Regions from separate parts of the Homo sapiens genome. Here region 2 is linked to region 1. A link is a contact called in ENCODE Hi-C data. All regions are on one chromosome and are shown on one strand. Each heading gives the region's core, a stretch centred on a gene start or an enhancer-like site at or near the end of the contact. The rest is flanking DNA. Distances are from core to core; before and after follow the strand shown. Region 1 overlaps HIBADH (3-hydroxyisobutyrate dehydrogenase). Region 2 overlaps JAZF1 (JAZF zinc finger 1).

Evidence for each region. Hi-C counts contacts between places; a loop is a spot of excess contacts on that map. Pooled maps may share reads with other maps.
Region 2: a map with no recorded cell type shows a loop between it and region 1 (2.0-fold over the local background). The contact joins two enhancer-like sites. A Hi-C loop is called at or near these places in 1 of 168 maps with a recorded cell type or tissue (prostate gland), 1 of 37 single-sample maps with no recorded cell type and 6 of 50 pooled maps.

Annotation. Positions count from the first base shown.
Region 1 is chr7:27,604,179-27,608,191 of GRCh38, forward strand. All of the region lies in intron 4 of HIBADH (3-hydroxyisobutyrate dehydrogenase), which reads right to left. LOC107986699 (a long non-coding RNA gene) reads right to left here. Exons shown (of 2, transcript XR_001744911.2): 2 at 1-2,352. Among named protein-coding and RNA genes, the nearest start is that of TSL, 9.8 kb to the right of the region's middle. Within about 2 kb of position 1,678, at least 3 of the 41 ENCODE cell types and tissues checked have a DNase peak (open chromatin) inside an H3K27ac peak, as active enhancers do.
Region 2 is chr7:28,033,109-28,037,121 of GRCh38, forward strand. All of the region lies in intron 1 of JAZF1 (JAZF zinc finger 1), which reads right to left. Among named protein-coding and RNA genes, the nearest start is that of JAZF1-AS1, 150 kb to the right of the region's middle. RefSeq lists an enhancer at 3,794-4,013. Within about 2 kb of position 1,728, at least 3 of the 41 ENCODE cell types and tissues checked have a DNase peak (open chromatin) inside an H3K27ac peak, as active enhancers do.

The DNA.
Region 1 (4,013 bases), core at 428-2,927:
TTTCTCATTATCATTATTTTTCAATGTTTTTAGATTTCTGGAATTTCAGCAAAAAAATCATTTTAATATTATAGAAATAACTAGAAAAACAGTCATTGTAGGCAACTATATGTATGCATATCATTACATGAGATTTGTATGTGCTTACTCTTACTGCATAAAATTGATATGCTGAGCCAAGAAACCTCAATTATAATTATGAATAGTAAGTATAATTTTTACTAGTCCAGTTTACTCTATCAAATTTGATTTTTTTTTTTTTAATGTTGGCTACATAGCTCACAAAAGACCCTGGTGAGAAATTCTAACACAACAAGCCAAGAAGCAATTCATGGACAGCAGGAGGCAATTCCAGAACACAGGCATAATCTATAAAGAGAAACCTCTACAGCTTTTTGATGTTAAATAAGTAGAAATATTAGCATACAACAAAGCTAAGAAGCAGACTGTTGCATCAAGTTTAAAAGTAAAAATTTCAGGGTCAAATGTCATGAGTACCTTTGTCTAGACTACTTTCAAAAGTGAAATTTCCTAATTTTTAAAACCAAAAGGTCTCTTTTGGTAATACTGAAGGGTGCATATATTTAGTTTTAGTACAACACACATTCTCATCAAGTTATTCAAAATATAAGGGAGGGGAGGGTTTTGCTTTTAAGTGGGAACATCAAGGTGGGAGGTCAAACATTTACTTTGAAAACATATACATTTCTTAAAACAGGTTGTGCACATTAAGAAGCCTCAGAAGAGGCAAGAGTATAAAATGAGTAGCACTAAGCTTTTTGCTAAATGATCAAAGCTAAGCATTAAACATCACTCTGCATGGTGAATACATTTTTTAAAAGAATAAAAATCAATAGAATATACACTGAGCTTTATTTATTCTGACAACATATCCTATCACCTGGATAGCTGTATTAAGTAATTTAATTGTTTCTGCTACAGTTTATTAACTTATATTTATGGGTTCATAAAAATAGAACATGAATACGTATTTTAATGAAAAAAATCACACTTTTATAAAATTTATAATGAGCCTTTTTTTATTGTGCTTTTTACATTATCACTGTTTTAAAATGAGCTGATTCAAAAGACTATAAAGACTCCCTGAAAAACAGTACAGGAAACTCAAGAATTTACTTTCCCAAAAACAGCTTTTAAGACATGAACATGAACTGCCTAATGAATCTCATAGTTAGGCTTGTGAAAAGGACCAACTTGCACCTTTCAGAGGTTTCTCCCTCTTTTTAAAAATTCCCATACAGTAAAACCTGCTGACACTTTTTTTTTTTTTTTTTTTACAAGACCCAGGGAGGGGGGTGGAATCTTGCCACATGGTGGGGGGCGGGGATTTGAAATATTTGTGAGAATTTTTATACGCTGGATTCCCCTCTCCAGTGTTTAGACAAGCAAAAAAAAAAAAAAAAAAAAAAAAAAAAGCCAAATGTTAAATGCTTATTTTACTAAATGAAAAATAGCAATCCCCTCCAAATATTTCATTTTCATTTACTTTCGTTTTAATATCAACAACCTAAAAACAAATATTTAGAGTTTAGAAATCTTTTCAATTCTTTGCAGATACTTAACCTTGATATCAGATGTAGTTTTCAGTCAACTTCAAAAGTAAAATCGTTATATCTTTAACAAAAAATAATATATTTTATAATCCTTTTATCATTAGCAGGTTTGGATGCAATGCCACCTGGTGGCACAGATAAATTCTTAGCTGGACTTAGGTTTTTGGAAACTGAGCTGTTCTATGAAATACTAACCAACTCTTCTGACTACTCTAACCTCCTCCCAAACAAGTTATTCATCCCACAGTTTAACAATAAATGATCATTTTCATTTCAAAAATTTTAAGATTTTTAAGCAATTAAACTGTACATATGCACATGACAATTTCCTCAGCATTTAAACATCATAAAACATTTTTTTCATAAACCAAAATTATACCAAAGATTTACTTTTTAAAAGTTGAAATGTTTAAATATGGGGGAGGGGGTAAGATGGAGTAACCAAGTTGCTTTGTAAAATTACACTGTATAATTAATTCCATGGTAAGAATGTTTTTATGGTGTGTTTTGGTGACCTTTTATGACCATCAAGTTCACAATGCTGGTGGGCTGCCTTTTAATCCCTCCGCAGACAAAGGCCCTAAATAAACACAGATCCCTTCCTGGGAAAAAGTCCACTCTGGTTAAATGGTAAGGAAATGAGTAAATCATTAGTAATCTTTAAAGCCAAAGCTATAAACTCAAGTTACCTTAAGTTGAAATGAAAGTGTCCTGCAAGAGTTTCAAAGTTCTGTCACAGATAGAAATCTCCAGCTCTTGACTCCAGACTAGGCGCCAGCTGATAAACAAACAATTTAAGTCAAGAGCTGGAGAATTCCCAGCTTTTTCATTTAATGGCTTTGGCCAAGAGTATTTATTGCCTCCAGTTTTATTCTCACTTAGCTCTAAGAGGAAATTTAAACTCATCATTATCTTAAAGCCCCATATGGGTAGCAGTCAGCTCACCTGATAATAGCTCCTCTTACTCTGCACTGATTGTTGAGTCTCTACTAAAAGTGATGTAATAATATAAACTAATTAACCATAGTTTTAGGTTGACTTTTTAACAGGCTAAATAAATTTTGTTCAATATAGTTTACATTCCCACTTTGGATAGTTACAATTCCAAAAAGTTAAACTTTACAGTTTTCAGTAGAAACTACCAACTAAAATGGAAGAGGACAATGTAATCTCTCTCTCATTCTTGCATGCTCTGGTCTCTGGCACCCCCACCCCCTAACCCTTGTTCACTAGCTCCTCAATATTGCGTAAGGTAACTTTTCTGTATCAAATGTAGACTTTTCCTATTAGCTTGAAATATCCAGTGTTGCTCTATTTCCTAACAGAGCAAAGTGCAGGATTTAAGATGTAAATGCCGAATCATGAAAAGCTGTTGATTTTATATGTGTACTAATAAGAATGTAAAAGTTCAGTCCAATTAAAGACCATAAGATGTCATCAAACCTTTCTAAATGCTGTATTTAAAAGTCTGCGGCTGGGCGCCATGGCTCACACCTATAATCCCGACACTTTTGAGAGACCGAGGTGGGCAGATCACCTGAGGTCAGGAGTTCGAGGCCAGCCTGGCCAACACGGTGAAACCATGTCTCTAGTAAAAATATAAAAAATTAGCCGGGCATGGTAGCTCATGCCTATAATCCCAGCTACATGGGAGGAAGAGGCAGGAGAATCATCTGAACCCAAGAGACGGAGGTTGCCGTGAGCTGAGATCACGCCACTGAACTCCAGCCTGGGCAGCAGACCAAGACTTTGTCTCAAAAAAAAACAAAAAAAGTTTGCTATCAAAGATTACAGGTCTCAAAGTCAGAATTATGTCGCTGCTCTTATTCCTTTCTCAAAATTATCATTTATTTTTAGAAAAACCTCACCTCTACCCAGGATTTTATATGGAAATAATTATTTTAACTATCTGAATGTTTGTAGATATTTAACAATTACAGTAAACTAACTAGCCTCCTTCCTCCAGCTGCTTATCTAATGAAAGAATGCTGCAAAAAAAAAAAATGTTATAGCCTAAGGTAAAGGGTTAATAAAATATGCCATTAGTGCATAGAAAAATACTTTTCTTCCCGTTTCTTAATTTTCACAAAGTTTTATAAAACTATCTTGGCTGTAAAAGCCAATTAACTATTTCAGTGTCTGCCAAGACTAGTTTCTATTCTTTTAATATATGGACATAGTACATTAAATATGTTGGTCACTTAAGAACAAGTACTACTCTCACACATAAGAAGCATTAGGGGAAATGAAATGTAATTAATGATAAAATTATTCGTATTCTGGCCTCATACTAAGTTTGATTTTTTAAAATCTCCCTAGGTACAATGTCCTCCTAGAGGCTGTAGTAGATAAACAATTATGATAACCAAAACTAACAGTCAATAATAACTCAAAGCAAAAAGATGTCAGATACTAATGTTAAAATTCTTAGTACTCTTT
Region 2 (4,013 bases), core at 478-2,977, 430 kb after region 1:
GAGTCCATCTTTTCCATATCTACCCCTAGAACAAAGCAAAGTGCCTGGTACTTAGTTGACATAATGCTGACTCAAGTGAAAATAAGGAGACTGCACGGCCACTGGGATGGAACATCGATTATGCGATCAAAAGTCCACAAAAATAAAAACATTTCCAAGGAGTTAAAGAGGAAGACCACAGATTTGGAGCCTAGTGTGTAATGTGGATAAAGACTTGAGGCTGGCAAGGTGGCAGAGGACAATGGCACGAGGGCTGGAATGGCAGCAGACTGTGGCTCTGATTAGAAATGAGACACTCCAGGACCCAAAACTGGCTAGGCCTAGGGTACGCTCGAGCTGCACATGTAAGCCTGTGAAGGCTCCAAAGTTATTTGGGGAGTAAAACCCCTGGAAGAGAGAGGACGTACCGCTAATGAGAACTGAGGGTGTGGAGCAGGTTTGGGGAATTACTGTAATGTGACCACAGGGCACACCCCAGCTGAGGAAAGCAAGAACTCACCAGCTACCTGTGTAAATACTATCCTTTGTGCTTGACAGCAACTCCCCTTTCTTTCAAATGACATGCACCTCTTTCTTTCCTGATTTTCAAACAGCCCTGATTGCTAAACTTGTAATTGTGGTACTCTATGGGAACTCTTTTTTGGGGGGGCAATGGGAGGAGTCTCACTCTGTCACCCAGGCTGGAACGCAGAGACACGATCTCGGCTCACCACAATCTCCACTTCCTGGGTTCAAGCAATTCTCCCTGCCTCAGCCTCCTGAGTAACTGGATTACAGGCACCGCCACTATGCCCGGCTAATTTTTGTGTTTTTTTGTAGAGATGGGGTTTCACCACGTTGGCCAAGCTGGTCTTGAACTCCTGACTTCAGGTGATCCACCTGCCTCGGCCTCCCAAAGTGCTGGGATTACAGGCATGAATCATCACACCCAGCTGGAACTCTTAATTCTTTCTCAAATCAGTTAGTCCTGGTGCATAAGAAATACCAATACCTCTCTAAAAAAAAATTATCTTTTATGACTTTCTAAAATAAAACATCACAATATGAATTTCAAACTGTTCTGTGTTCTACTGATCCCAGGCAAAACACACACATGCACACACACACACGAAGTTTAAGTAGAACCTTACTTAAGCAATTTGAGTCAAAGGAACATGAGAATCTGAAAGGTTAGGATGGGTTTTTGTTCCCTTTGGCCAAATCCTAGAAGGCTTTGCCTACTGGGGGCCCCACTGCTTTTAAGACAAACAACAGGGAGAAGAACAATTGGAAGCACAAACAAATCCTTTCAGTTTCTTTTGTTATTTTGAGGCAGTCTTTGAGGGTGGCCAGTTATAATAAAAATATGAAAGAAAACTAATACACACACACACACACACACACACACACACACACTGATTTATAATTTTTATAATGGAGCATTTAATATTCACATTCTTGTATGGAAAATATTCTTATTTTTCCCAATCCTGCTTCATTCCAAAAGCATTTACAAAAGAGACAGCTCTGTCTTTAACTCACAAATGAGAAAACAGAGGCCAAACTGTGTAAGTGACTTCCCTATACTCACATACCCAGGTGTATGGCCAAGTTGGAATCTGAACACAAGTCTTTTGAATTAAAATGCCATAATCCTTCTAGAAAGTACAGAAATGACACCATCATCCTCTTAACAGAAACAGAGATCTGGATGAAATATCAAAAGACAAATCCTGCTTCCCTGTTCACTCAGAAAGGAATTTGCTATTGAGTAAAAGGTAAACATGCCATGGCCTCTGCAAACAAAGTGTGATTTTTTACTATCCTGTATATTAATGAAATACCATCACAGCCAGCAAGATGAGAACTTACAACGTGAAGCTAAGACATGAAGGCTGAGCCGTTACCGTCCTCAAATTGCAATCTTTTATATATATAAAAGAAATAGGCTGGGTGCAGTGGCTCAAGCCTATAATCCCAGCACTTTGGGAGTCCGAGGCAAGTGGATCACCTGAGGTCAGGAGTTCGAGACCAGCCTGGCCGACATGGTGAAACCTCATCTCTACTAAAAATACGAAAATTAGCCTGCCGTGGTGGTGGGCGCCTGTAATCCCAGCTACTTGGGAGGCTGAGGCAGAATTGCTTGAACCCAGGAGGTGGAGGTTGTGGTGAGCTGAAATCGCACCTCTGCACTCCAGCCTGGGCGACAAAGTGAGACTCCATCTCAAAAAAAAAAAAAAAAAAAAAAAAAAAAAAGAAAGAAAGAAACAGGCCCAATTTATCTGTTATAGTGTTGAAAAACATCAGTGTGGCATTAATCTCAAGTAAGTAAAAAAAACAGGAAAAGAATGAGAAACTTAAGAAATCTAAAGAGATAGAGAGTATCATCAAAAATAAATTTTTCAGAAAATATTTTTTCAAAACATGTTTAACAAACTCTTAAAAGCAAATAATCCACTCAATTTTGGTGTAGAGCCCTTTCTCCTAATGGATGACTGCAGGAGAGATGATTGTGGTTCCTTGCTTTACTTTTGGGAAGGGCTGGACGAGAGGAGTAAGCTGGAGGATAAAGTGCAGAGAAATTATGGCATGCATAGAAATTGTTAACATGTACTCATTAGTGAGTACACAGAGTGACAAGATGTAAACCAGAAAATATACACCCGATTAATATTTCTTCTGGGTTTTCAAAACCCAGCAAAGCTTTCAACCATTGTCCTGAACAATTCTCAATTTCAATTCTAAAGCAACAGCAACCTGAAACCCTGAGAACAGACCATAGACATGTATGACAATAAATACATGAAAATAAAGGAGAAAAATTAAATGCAATTGTCAAATAATATCTTTAAGTGGAAGAAGATATATTTGTGAAAATTCAGCAGGAAGACCTTATCTTTTTTTCTAACAATGTAACATACATAAAGTCCAATGGAGTAGCTCTAGCCTCTCTATAAGTACATGTATGTGAGATGATTGCCAAGGACCTTTGCAACTTTACTCAGTAAATTATAATCATTTCTTTGTCTTGATGCACTAATATGTAACAACTGTGGGGGAAAATACAAGTAAATAACACCTTCCCCCAACCAGTCATTTTAACATGCAGCACTCTGCAATAATTATGATTCCATTATACATTCAAGTCCACCAGGACAGCAGCCCTGCCTAGAATAAACTTCAGGTTAGAGTCAGTCTGATAAACACTGATTAACAAACTACTGACATAGTAACAAACTAAAACCTATCTGACTTCTATAGTGATTTTTTTCTTATGTTTTGTACAGTTATTGGGAGCATGCATATTATTTGAAAATATTAATAACCTGAAGTTGTTTTCCTTGTTTATTCTTCATCTGGTGCCATAGTCTTCACTCATTTTTGGGGGGAACAATGAGGATGCAAATAGAAGTGGTAGAGTAACGCAACCTCACTCTGCAGGCAGCTTTGGACACAGAGCATCTTGAAAAAGGCTCGCACTGGAGGAGGTAGGGTCATCTCTGGAGGACATTTGGGCTTCCTCATGGCACACAGATTATTCTGGGGCCTGCCCCAAATGCCATGATGCCTTGTGCCAAACAGAGGAAAGGAGGGAAAGCTACCTTCTTAACGTGGGTTAGTGGCTTTTACCTCCCTTTATTAGACACCTAGAGGTTCCTAACCCTGCCTGGGCACTCAGGGGTATGGGATGTTGGGGGTGAGGCTGTGCTCCTGGAGAAGGTAGGAAAGTATGGTCAGGGATGGGGAGAAACATCTGCAAAGAATGCACATAGCAAGACCAGAGAAAGTGAATAACCAGCAACCCTCACGGCAGCCCATTGGCATCTACAGAACAAACTCCCTCTAGGTACAGCAGATGCCAATCTTTTGGCTCACTAATGGGCACAGTTCAGTGGCCCAGTTTACTTTAGGAAGAATCTGGGCCTGGGGACAAGGGAACACAGTGGAGCACACCCTTACTGGGGTGCAGAGGGAATCAATCTGTTCAGAGTTTATTTGGGTACGTGCAGAACTTGCTTAACTGTCCACCTCTG